2 separate regions of the Homo sapiens genome follow, and region 1 is linked to region 2. A link is an interaction called in ENCODE POLR2A ChIA-PET data of the cell type or tissue named here. Cell type or tissue: PC-9. All regions are shown on one strand. Each heading gives the region's core, and the rest is flanking DNA. Links, peaks and the distances in the headings are about the cores only.

Region 1 (4,000 bases), core at 1-4,000, 78 kb after region 2:
CATAATATAAAGCTCTATTTACTCAGATTTTTGCCAGAAGGGAATTGTTGGGTGTTGGGCCTGGAAGGACAAATGGACAGGTAAGAGTTCTAGTTACTGCTTATTCTTATATTCTTTTTACCCTTTATCCACCTGCTGAGTACAAACAATTTAACAAGTGGTCTTCACAAAAATTAAAACCCCCATATATGATATTTTAGGTCTCAAACTTCATGTGAGAAGCACTTACTCAGCTATAAAATAGCTATAATATTTTCAAACAGTTGAATTGACAGCAAAAGCCATAATAAATGTTCAAAGAATGACATCTTGGATGAAGATACTGTGAATCAATGACTCAGAATAACATTAAAATAAACATTACAAGGGTTTTATCAGTAGATACAAACCTACTTAAGCCTGTAAACATTATTATAAAGAGACGTTAAATTGCACAGAAACGTCAGACATTAGCAGCAACCTTTTTTTTTCTATTTCTGTTGCCTCATGATGCAATGTATTGTGTGTGAGTACTTGAATTCACTCCTCTTAAAGTTACCATAAATGACACCAATTTGGAACTACCTTATTTTATTAGGGAAACTGAATTTTTAAAAATACTGCAAAATAAAAAATGTTCACCTGTTCATCACAAAGAACAAAGATCTTAGTCTCAGTACAGGGTGCCATACTGTGGCCATGAATCTCACGATTGGTTGGCTGGGGTATCCATGTCAGTGCTCTCCTTACCTATAATACCCAGACAGGTATGGGCATGTAAACCAGGTAGTTAATGTTAACATAAACCACAGAGTTTAATGATGAAAAATGTTATATAAACTTTACACTAAAATAAGTAAAAATTATTGCTTCAGGAATTATTTGAATCATTGCTAGAACTTTGTACAGCATAGATCAAGGAGATTATTAACTTCTTCTGTTATCGATCTTCTCTTCTACACTAGTAAAGAAGAGTAACAAAAATAATCATCCTCAAATTCTGTGGTAGTTTTACTCTTTTGAAATTTGCTTAAGTTTCATTTTATAGTGTAATGAGATTTCCACCCCACACCCACCGCTGAGGATCTTAACTGCTTCATAATCAACATTTATGGTGTTGTTGAATTCCTCCTCACACCAAAGCAAATTTTCTTTTCCTCTACTAATCAAAAGGAATCAATTGAGTTTAATAAATTTAAGATGTTGATCTGAGGATCTTAACTGCTTCATAATCAACATTTATTGTGTTGTTGAATTCCTCCTCACACCAAAGCAAATTTTCTTTTCCTCTACTAATCAAAAGGAATCAATTGAGTTTAATAAATTTAAGATGTTGGTCCATTTGCCCCTGCTTCTCTTCTTACCTACAACAAATTGATAGACATTGGAGAAGCCTGACCTCTGGGAAATGTTATCAGAATACCATGGGCTCGCTCAAAATTACACAAATATAGAATCTTCTATTTGTCAATTTTTACATATTTCACTCTCAATACATGTGTATTGTGATACATTATGCTCATCACAACATGATTTTGGTGATTTCAGATGAAATGAGACGTAAAACATTTCACTATTGCCATAATTGTGACTTAAATTATAACTCCTTTACCCATTTCATAAAAACAACACATTTAAAAGTTACTCAGTTATTCCCACTCTAATTCAATTTTGTACATGTTTTAATTACTGCAATTTTAAAAATTAGTATAGTCTCAGTTTCTATGTATCTAAGTCCAAACATATATTAGAAAAAAATTGAATATCCTAATTTATGGAATTACGAGTCCTTCTAAAACTAGTAATTTCCTGATCTTATACAATAACATACAATTGCAATGAAAATAACTTAAAAATAATCTAAGGATATATAGCATGAAATAAAAGTATTCTATTAATGTTCAGTTAGCCTTCAACACCACTGTAGGGCAGTACTTTAGTTATACAATTTTTGTAACCTCAAAAATAATGCTTTTTATAGAAGAGAAAAATAGGATTTTTTTCTAACAGTTATACCTGATAGAGAATGGCCTGCATAAAAACAGTAAATAAATTAACTATGAGAGCCAAGCAGTTTCAAAGAACAACGACTCATGAAGAAGCTTTGACTAACCTACAATACTGTAGCTTATAACTGCAACAGCAGAGGAAACTACCTGCTAAACCATGGTCCCCTCAAAGCTACAAAATGAATAATGTAACTGCTGCTCTCAAGAAAGGGAACATGACCAGAAACTTACCTTAAATGGAGATGACTCCAAACAGCCTTTGAAACCACTTCATCCTGCCATTTTGCTGTAATGACAAGGATGAAAACTACTGCCACAGCCTCACTGGTTTTCTGCTTCATTTACTGCAAAGATTCTCTACTGTGGATTAGTCACCTGGTGAGGCTCAAAAATTTGGAAGACAATTGTTCTGGGGTGGGCCTGGGGCACTGGTGTGTCATGGAAGTTCTCGGGTGATTCTAATATACAATCAGGGCTGTGAATCAATGCTCTGCTGTCACAGTTGTTGCCTTGGTTTCAAACCAGACTTCTGTCTGGTCCTCTTGTGATAGCTTCTATGAATGCTGCCAGATGACATTTCTCTAATGCTTACAGAGTTACATCCAAACTTCTGCGCAAACTGCACAAGACTCAACATGATCTGCTCTTATCTGCCCGATCAGCTGCCTCTCCCGACTCTCCACCAGCTCTAGAAGCACTTGATTACAAGAAGCCTGGCCTTAGCCTCGGGGGCCGTGCACTTACTCATCCCTTGCTCTGAAATGCTCACCAGGTTTATCTGTCTGGAGAACTGCACCTCCTCTGTGAAGCCATTCCTGACATCCTAGAGCCTAACCCTCCTTCAAGTGTCCTCAAAGCACACTATATGTACACAGCTTTGTGTTTTTTTCTAATCATATTGGACTGTCATTTTTAGAACACATGTCTCTCCCATCTTCGACTTTTTTTGAAGCAGGGACTGTATCACATTTGCTCTATAGCCCCCAAATTTAGCACACTGCCTAGCATATACAGCATTCTGTATTTGCTGAATAAATGAATGAGTACCATTTATACTATTTTTACCTATTATAGACAGAACAAGAGGAGACTTACATTGGGACCACTGAAAAAAAAATCAAGTCCATAATAATAAAGAAAAAGCCTTAGTATTTATTTAGTATTTGGTAGTAGTAACTATTATTACTCTAAAGATCAGCCTTCCTATAAGGTTACTAGATTAATTTTCAACATGGTTAAAGTCAAAGACAAAACTGTAATTAATTCCTTAAGAGCACTCTCTTATCATCAGCCTCCCCAAACCATATGCTTTCAGAATGATGGCCAATATATGCTCACCTTCAGCTCCATAAAGGAAAGATGCCCCCTTAATGCCCACGACAAGTGGATCTAATCTGGCTGCTTCTGCCATGTGACATCTAACCCACAGCTCTGGTGAAAATGCTTACTTTGTATTTGCTTTCTGATCTGGAAGGGGTGGGAATATGTCCTTTTTTCTTGAAGGTTGTAAAGTGCTTGCACTGAGGACATGGCTTGGTGCTGGAATCAATACGGCCAAGTTCCAAGAAGTACTTATACTTGATGGAGTCTTCATGCGTTAAGTTATAGACAACAGTTGTTTCTTCCAAGAATTCAAAACACTCTGTGATGGGGCATTTGATTTCTACTTGGCCAAGTTGTACCTGCATGATGGAAGAGCAGATGGAAGGAAAAAAACGTCACTGGTTATTTTCTTTCATTTTTTTTTTTGTATACAGTATTACTTATTTCATGACCGCAATAAAGGATTGTGTGTAATTTTTAAGATAACATAATGAATGTTAATCACCTTGATACCTGCTTTAGGCAATACCAAAATAATCACTACGTAATGTTTCTGAAATGACTTATAGGGCATTTAAGTCTTCTCTGATCATTCTTTTTTGTGAAAAGAAATGGACCTAAGCCACAGGCTCACCAAAGAAGCAAATTATCATCTCATGTTTCTGGAAACTGCAGGGTTAGACAGCATT
Region 2 (8,593 bases), core at 2,277-6,276:
TAAAGAAGTTTAATTGAGCAATGAATGATTTGCGAATCAGGCAGCCTTCCCACCCAAAGTTTCTGCCCATAGGCAGAAAAAGGAGAGTGACGTATAGAAAATGTAAGTGAGGTACAGAAACAGCTGGATTGGTTACAGCTGAGCATTTGCCTTATTTGAACATGATTCAAACAGTTGGCTACATTTGTTTGGCCAAAACTCAGTGATTAGCACCGGTATAGGCTATGGTCTGTTTACACCTCCACTTGTTATAGTTCATGATGTACAGGAAAACCTTGTTTTTTTGTTTGTTTGTTTGTTTGTTTTGAGATGGAGTCTTGCTCTGTCACCCAGGCTGGAGTGCAGTGGCACAATCTCAGCTCACTGCAACCAGCGCCTCCTGGGTTCAAGTGATTCTCCTGCCTCAGCCTCCTGAGTAGCTGGGATTAGAGGTGCTCCCCTCCACGCCTGGCTAATTTTTGTATTTTTAGTAGAGATGGGGTTTCACCATGTTGGCCAGGCTTGTCTCGAACTCCTGAACTCAAGCGATCTGCCCATCTCAACCTCCCAAAGTGCTGGGATTACAGGCATGAGCCACCACGCCTGGCCCAGAAAAATCTTTAGGCTTAATTTAAAATATGTAGGGAGGCAGCTTTAAGCTGAACTTGATTTAACAATTCCTCCCTTTTGGTCATTTTAATTTTGAGAGATTGACCAAAAGTTCAGTAATTGATGTCACTATCACCATTGGTCTTGAAACCCAGTGGGAAACAATAGAACAATGTTTTGCAAGGTAGAAACAAGGACTGAGTAGAGGGTACCTCTTTATGCTGAAGTGTTGTTTACAGGAGAAAAGCAAACCTGGTTCATTCTGGGACATATGTGTTTCCTTAAAGTCTTAGGACTTTAAGATTGTGATATTTTCCTGTTGGACAAGGCCTTTTACCATTATATAATGTCCCTCTTTGTCTCTTTTAACTGCTGTTGCTTTAAAGTTTGTTTTGTCTGATATTAGAATAGCTACCCCTGCTTGCTTTTGGTGTCCATTTACATGAAATGCCTTTTTCCACCCCTTTTCTTTAAGTTTATGTGAGTCCTTCTGTGTTAGAAGAGTTTCCTGAAGGCAGCAGATAGTTGATTGGTGAGTTCTTATCCATTCCACGGTTCTATATCTTTTAAGTAGAGCATTTAGGCCATTTACATTCAATGTCCGTATTGAAATGTGAGGTACTGTTGCATTCATCATGCTTTTTCTTGCCTGTGTACTTTGTTTTCATTGTTTTTGTTTTTGCTTTTTAACTTGTAGTTTTGTTTTATAGGTCCTGTGTGATTTATGCTTTAAAGAGGTTCTGTTTTGATGTGTTTCTAGGATTTGTTTCAAGATTTAGAGCTCCTTTTAGCAGTTCTTGAAGTAGCAGCTTGGTAATGTGAATTCTTTCAGCATTTGTTTGTCTGAAAAAAGACTATCTTTCCTTCATATATGATGCTTAGTTTCACTGGATATAAAATTCTTGGCTGATAATTGTTTTGTATGAGGAGGCTAAAGATAGGGCCAAAGGCTAAAGATAGGGCCAAAGGCTTGTAGGGTTTCTGCTGAGAAACCTGCTGTTAATCTGATAAATTTTCCTTTATAGGTTACCTGGTGCTTCTGTCTCACAGCTCTTAAGATTCTTTCCTCCATCTTAACTTTGGATAACCTGATTGTGTCTGGAATTGGTGGGTTCTCGGTCTCACTGACTTCAAGAATGAAGCCACGGACCCTCGCGATGAGTGTTACAGTTCTTAAAGGTGGCGTGTCCGGAGTTTGTTCCTTTGATGTTTGGATGTGTTCCGATTTTCTTCCTTCTGGTGGGTTCGTGGTCTCGCTGGCTCAGGAGTGAAGCTGCGGACCTTCACAGTGAGTGTTACAGCTCTTAAGGCAATGCATCTGGAGTTGTTCATTCCTCCCAGTGGGTTCGTGGTCTCGCTGGCTTCAGGAGCGAAGCTGCAGACCTTTGCGGTGAGTATTACAGCTCATAAAGGCAGTGTGGACCCAAAGAGTGAGCAGCAGCAAGATTTATTGCAAAGAGTGAAAGAACAAAGCTTCCACACTGTGGAAGGGGACCTGAGCGGGTTGCCACTGCTGGCTCGGGCAGCCTGCTTTTTTTCTCTTATCTGGCCCCACCCACATCCTGCTGATTGGTCCATTTTACAGAGAGCCGAGTGGTCTGTTTTGACAGGGCGCTGACTGGTGCGTTTACAATCCCTGAGCTAGACACAAAGGTTCTCCACGTCCCCACTAGATTAGCTAGATACAGAGTGTCGACACAAAGGTTCCCCAAGTCCCCACCAGAGTAGCTAGATACAGAGTGTCGATTGGTGCATTCACAAACCCTGAGCTAGACACAGGGTGCTGATTGGTGTGTTCACAAACCTTGAGCTAGATACAGAGTGCCGATTGGTGTATTGACAATCCCCTAGCTAGACATAAAGGTTCTCCAAGTCCCCACCAGAGTCAGGAGCCCAGCTGGCTTCACCCAGTGGATCCCGCACTGGGGCTGCAGGTGGAGCTGCCTGCCAGTCCCGCGCCCTGCGCCCGCACTCCTCAGCCCTTGGGTGGTCCATGGGAGTGGGCGCTGTGGAGCAGGGGGTGGGGTCAGGGAGGCTTGGGCCACACAGGAGCCCATGGAGTTTTGGGTGAGGCTTAGGCATGGTGGGCTGCAGGTCCCGAGCCCTGCCCCGCGGGGAGGCAGCTAAGGCCCAGCGAGAAATCGAGCGCAGCGCCAGTGGGCCAGCACTGCTGGGGGACCCAGCACACCCTCCGCAGCCGCTGGCCCGGGTGCTAAAGCCCTCATTGCCTGGGGCTGGCAGGGCCCGCCGGCCGGCCACTCCGAGTGCAGGGCCTGCCAAGCCCACACCCACCCGGAACTTGCGCCGGCCCGCAAGCACCACAGGCAGCCCTGGTTCCCACCTGCACCTCTCCCTCCACACCTCCCCATGAGCTGAGGGAGCCAGCTCTGGCCTGGGCCAGCCCAGGAAGGGGCTCCCACAGTGCAGTGGCAGGCTGAAGGGCTCCTCAAGTGCTGCCAAAGTGGGAGCCCGGGCAGAGGAAGTGCTGAGAGTAAGTAAGGTCTGTGAGGGCTACCAGCACACTGTCACCTCGCATGATGACAATGTGCCTAGGCAAAGATCTTTTTACGATTAATTTTCCAGGTGTTGTTTGTTCTTCTTGTATTTGGATGTCTAGATCTCTAGCAATGCTGTGAAAGTGTTCCTTGATTCTTCCCCTAAATATGTTTTCCAAGCTTTTGGAATTCTCTTCTTCGTTAGGAAAACTGATTATTCTTAATTTTGGTAGTTTAACATAATCCCAGACTTCTTGGAGACTTGGTTCATATTTTCTTATTCTTTGTGCTTTGTCTTTGTTGGATTGGGTTAATTCAAAGACCTTGTCTTCGCGTTCTGAATTTCTTTCTTCTACTTGTTCAATTCTATTGCTGAGACTTTCCAGAGCATTTAGCACTTCTAAAAGTGTTTCCAAATTTTCCTGAATGTTTAATTGTTTTTTCTTTAAGCTATCTACTTCCTTGAATATTTCTCCCTTTACTTTTGTATCTTTTTTTTGGATTTCCTCGCATTGGGCTTTGCCTTTCTCTGGTCCCTCCCTGATTAGCTCAATAACTAACCTACTGAATTCTTTTTCAAGTAAATCATGGATTTCTTCTTTGTTTGGATCCATTGCCGGTGAACTAGTATGATGATTTTTTGGGAGTGTTGAAGAGATTTGTTTTGTCATAGTACCAGCGTTGGTTTTCTGGTTCCTTCTCATTTGGGTAGGCTCTGTCAGAGGGAAGGTCTAGGGCTGAAGGCTGTCGTTCAGATTCTTTTGTCCCATGGGGTGTTCCCTTGATGTAGTACTCTCCTCCTTTTCCTATGGATATGGCTTCCTGTGAGCTTAACTTCAGTGATTATTGTCTCTCTTCTGCGTCTAACCACCCAGTGAGTCTATCCGGCTCTGGGCTAGTACTGGAGGATGTCTGCACAGAGTCCTGTGATGTGAACCGTCTCTTAGCCATGGATACCACTGCCTGTTCTGGTGGAGACAATGGTGAGGGGGTGGGAGGCAGTGTGCAATGGACTCCGTGAGGGTTCTTAGCTTTGGTGTTTTAATACTCTATTTTTGTGTTGGTTGGTCTCCTCCCAGGAGGTGGTGCTATCCAGAAAGCATCAGCTGTAGAAGTATAGAGAGGGACCAGCAGTGGGCAGGGCCCTAGAACTCCCATGAGTATATGCCCTTTGTCTTCTGCTACCAGGGTGTATAGGGAAGGACCATCAGGTGGGGGCAGAGCTATACATGTCTGAGCTCAGACTCTCCTTGGGCGGGTCTTGTTGTGGCTGCTGTGGGGGATGAGGATGACTCTCCCTGGTCACTGGAGCTGTGTACCTAGCAGGATTATGGCTGGCTCTGCTGAGTCATGCAGGTTGTCGGGAAGTGGGGGAAAGCTGGCAGCCACAGGCCTCACCCAGCTCCCATGCAAAATGAAGGGCAGTCTCACTCCCACTGTGCTCCCTCCGCAGACAGCCAAGAGTCTGTTTCCAGGCAGAGGGCACAATGGGGTTGAATACTTGCCCCGGGCTACCCACCTCCCAGCTGTGAGAGAAAAGGGCTTGGTTCTCCCCGCAACTTGTGGAGTCTGCACACCAGATTTGCACCCTCCCCCAAGTTCTGGCAAGGAAGCTTCTCTCCGCATTCAAATTGTTACAAAGTTCAGCCAGAGAGTTCCTTCTTCCTGTGTAGTTTTACCCCCTGATCCTCTGGTCACCCACCTGATGGGTCCCTGTGGTGCCAGGCAGGAATGGCCTGCCAGGGGACCCAGCGAGCTCCCAGGGCCTTTCTGCTGCTTCCTCTACCCCTTTATTTCACTTGGCTTTCTAAATTGGCTCAGCTCCAGGTAAGGTCAGAAACTTCTGCAAACAGACCTTCAGCTTCTCCAGTGGGGGTGTGTGTTCAGGAGAGGAGGGTCTCACTTTTCCACTTCTGTAGTTGGGTCCCTCACGGTATTTGGGATGTCTCTTGGGTCCTGTAGGAGCAGTCCACTTCCTTCAGAGGGTCTGCGGGTCCTCTCGGGATTGCTGGTTTGTTCTTGCAGTCAATCCGGAGCCAACATTTACAATGCGAGCTTTCGCAAGCTGCTCGGTCTGGAGCTGCAATCTAGTCCTGCCTCCCATCTGCCATGATGATCTCTCTCCTATCCTATTTAATTTAAAACAATCCTTTAACCCTCTAAACTAGGCAAAAATGTACATTCCCATGTCTTCTTATAATCTTTTACTAAAGGCACATTTCACTTTCTTCACACACCTGGCATGTAAAACTATTTTTTTAGAAGTCTCGAGTACAAGTTATACTGTTAACTCTTAGCAACTTTTGGTGAAAAACCTGGTCAGTAAGCAATTTTAATTATGTATTAGGATTGAGCCTAGGACATCAGACGGAAGTGCAGATAAGGTCTGACTCCTTCCAGCATAGCTAGGGGGCATGGCTAACCCCACACATCCCCAGGCCTTACCTAGCTGTAAAGCAGGCAAGTTGAACAATTTTCAAAAGTGAAAGCAGTTTACAACCTTAAAGCATTTAGTAAACCTAATATCTGACCTGCCTAATTTGGACCAAATGTCTATGTTTTACCAATGATCTTTAAAGCTGTTCTTATTTCCTAAAGATGATTAAAGTCACGTAAACTAAAAGGAATTATAGCTTTTAGTTTTCTTTCAAAATATTTAAGCACTTATTTTTCTTTAAGCCAATTAATTAGAGCTCTTTTATATAAACATTACACACACAACACATATATAACTATACAGACAGAAGATCTAGTGGTTGTAGGATTTTTCATTTGCCAGTTTGTAAGTTTCTTAATTGGATTACTGACTTTAGGGTGGAGTCCTTGGAGGAACAGGGTAGGAAAACAATACAGTTTCTAGGGCCTAATAAGCAGGCACAGTTGGAAGGCAAAAATAGATCTCCAAAATTAAGAGTCTCATTTTTATATCACATCCTGGATCCCCAAAAAGAAGGAAATGCTATGCTTTTACTATACATTTTATTGCAAAGCAACCCGAAGTCAATCAGCCAATCAGTAAAAGACAGTGCAATGCTTTTACTATACATTTTATTGCAAAGCAACCCGAAGTCAATCAGCCAATCAGCCCATTCTGTGATTAACCCATCTCCCATGGGAGTCTTATCTCAGTGAGGAGTGGGGACACTTTCATACTTTCTAGGTGGCCAAGAGCATGCTTCTCTGATCCAAAGGTGCAAAAGCAAAGTATTCCCTCATAACTGCCATTGGCCATTACTAAAGTATATTTCCTACCTAGGTATTGAACACCAAAGCGTTCTCATAATGAGAAGTAATTTCTGATACCCCCCAAAGTAAAAAATGGCAGAGAATGCAATGCAAAACAGAGCAGAGCCTTAAATTTTGAGAGGGGTCTATCTCGTCCCAATTCCTGGGGTTTCATGTGGAAATCAGATGTTCTTCCAAAAACAGGGTTGGTGGTACTTCCTCTGTTTTTCCCATGGAGTCCCAGGCTCCTAGAGCTTGAATACCCACTTTTAATTAAACTGACTTATAACCATAGCACTCTAAAAAAAAAAAAAGTCCTTTTAAATTTATTACTAGACTCTAGCTAAGCCAAATGGTCAATATTTCTGGCTTTTGAACTTTACCAAAGATAACCTCCCAGGTGCTTAGAGAAAGGAAAATTCAACAAGGGAAGCCAGAAGTTGTTCATGGAGGGGAAGAGAATCCACAAATGATAAAGTCACACAGATATCAACCAAAAAGTACTCGTTTCCTAAGCCAGGATTGAACCCAAGCTGCCATTGTAAAATGGCAAAGCCTTAGCTGCTGAGTTACAGCATTGGGCAGTTTCCATTGCCCTTCCCAGAAGGAGTCTACAGCAGTCCATTTTGAGCTTGCAATGGTTTTTAACTACTCAAGATAATTTTTAGAGCTAAGTATGACATTGTTATAAGCAGTTAGACAGGCATGAGCAGGGCAGGAGAGGGCTCTCCCCACCCACTAAGAATGTTGGTTGATGGCTCAGAAATGATCACATGGCCTCTCTAAAAGTGATAAATTGGCAGCCAGCACCAGGGAGAGGCCATCTCCTGATGGTCCACACCTGTTGCATTAAAGTGTTAATTGAATGCAGATGCCAGGGAGAAGCAAAAAGGGGCTTCCAATAAAATCTCAGGTATTTTGCAAGTCAGCCCAGGCATGTGCATTAAGAGACAAAATGGCAGAGTATGATCTTCCGGGTACACTCCACCAGAAAAGGGAAGAAAGCCTCAGATGGTCATGCGTACAACTTGCTAAACACCCTACGCATGCTCACCTCGCAAGTGTAAGGAGGGCCCTGCACATGTGGGCAGCCCACCCTAAGGGAAGAATCATGGGAAAGGGGCCAGCCTATAAGTCCTAGGGTCAAGGCTAAATACCACACTTGATCTCATTGCCCACTTGGGTTTTTTCCAAGCATACCTTCCTTTCTTTCCTTTCCTGTTCTAAAGCCTTTTAAATATAAAACTTCCACTCCTGCTCAAAACTTGCCTCAGTTTCTTTTTCTGCCTTATGTCCCTCAGTCGAATTCGTTTTTCTGAGAAGCAAGAATCGAGGTTGCTGCAGACCCATGGGGATTTGCTGCCAGTAACTTGGATACCTTCCACCGGTAAAAACATGATCTCCAAAATTCCCGTCCTCTGGATGGTGGAGACAAAGAGAAAGTAACCACCACGTGGTTACAAGGTCAAACTCCCAAGAACCTTATTGACCAGTTTTCTGGGCCATCTTGAACAGCAGGGTAACGGGGTCCTAAGCTCGTGTTCTATCCTAAGGCACCCCTCTTTCTGACAGAAAGATACAGAAAGACATTCATAGCACAGAGTACAACAGATTCACTACAGCTCATGACTAGCCTCACAAATCCTTTTTCCCATTAATCAAAATTTTACAGAGGAGATAAACAGTGATTTTTACCATTCATTCAGCCAGTTTGCATAGAGAGAAAGAGGCCAGAAGTCTGACTGGTAAGAAATTCTTACCGTTTTGCTGGCATGTCAGGTTTCTGGGTTCTCTTTCCCTGAGTGGCCTTAGTGACCCTGCTCACCACACCATAGCTCTGGGCGCCAAGCCGTGTCATAAAGGAAAATCTTGGAACCACAGGCAAAAACCTCTCAATTTTGCAAGTTGCTCCCCAACCAGCAGAACTGAATATACATTTTTCATTCCAGCCAGAGCAAAATACATGTGACAAAACATAGACATTAGCCACTCTGCTTAGCACCCAATATCAAATTGGCAAGTCTCAAACTTGGCCCTAGATGGGCCCTGTCATCTTTAATCCATTTAAAGTGGATTAAAAGAGTTTCAACATGTGGTCTCTGGGGAAGATGGTTGCACGGAGTAACAGAAAAGGTAAGAAAGGGAAAAGAGAGAGAGAGAGAGAAAAGCATTGCCTGTGGCAGAGTGGGGAAGGCAGGAGCTCAGGGAAGCCAGAGAAAGACCCACCCATCCCAGCAATGCTGAATCAAAAGTTCAGGCAGTTGCTTGTCAGTCGCAAAGGGATC

What was found. ChIA-PET counts read pairs that join two places held together with the same protein. Peaks named below come from ENCODE experiments on the same cell type or tissue, not always from the same donor. Only the 100,000 strongest peaks of a DNase experiment are listed, where the experiment ranks them.
Region 1: POLR2A ChIA-PET joins it to region 2 with 5 read pairs; 2 of 35 experiments call an interaction of 5 or more read pairs at or near these places.

What each region holds. Positions count from the first base shown.
Region 1 is chr6:125,044,881-125,048,880 of GRCh38, reverse strand. RNF217 (ring finger protein 217) reads right to left here. Exons shown (of 6, transcript NM_001286398.3): 2 at 3,437-3,670. Among named protein-coding and RNA genes, the nearest start is that of RNF217-AS1, 84 kb to the right of the region's middle. In PC-9, for the core only: no CTCF peak of the experiment used is centred there; no DNase peak of the experiment used is centred there.
Region 2 is chr6:125,120,202-125,128,794 of GRCh38, reverse strand. LOC124901394 (a long non-coding RNA gene) reads left to right here and starts at 4,744. Exons shown (of 2, transcript XR_007059735.1): 1 at 4,744-4,910. RefSeq lists an enhancer at 3,967-5,166. In PC-9, for the core only: CTCF peaks have their summits at 4,220 and 4,567; a DNase peak (open chromatin) is centred at 4,384; H3K27ac peaks cover 596 bases.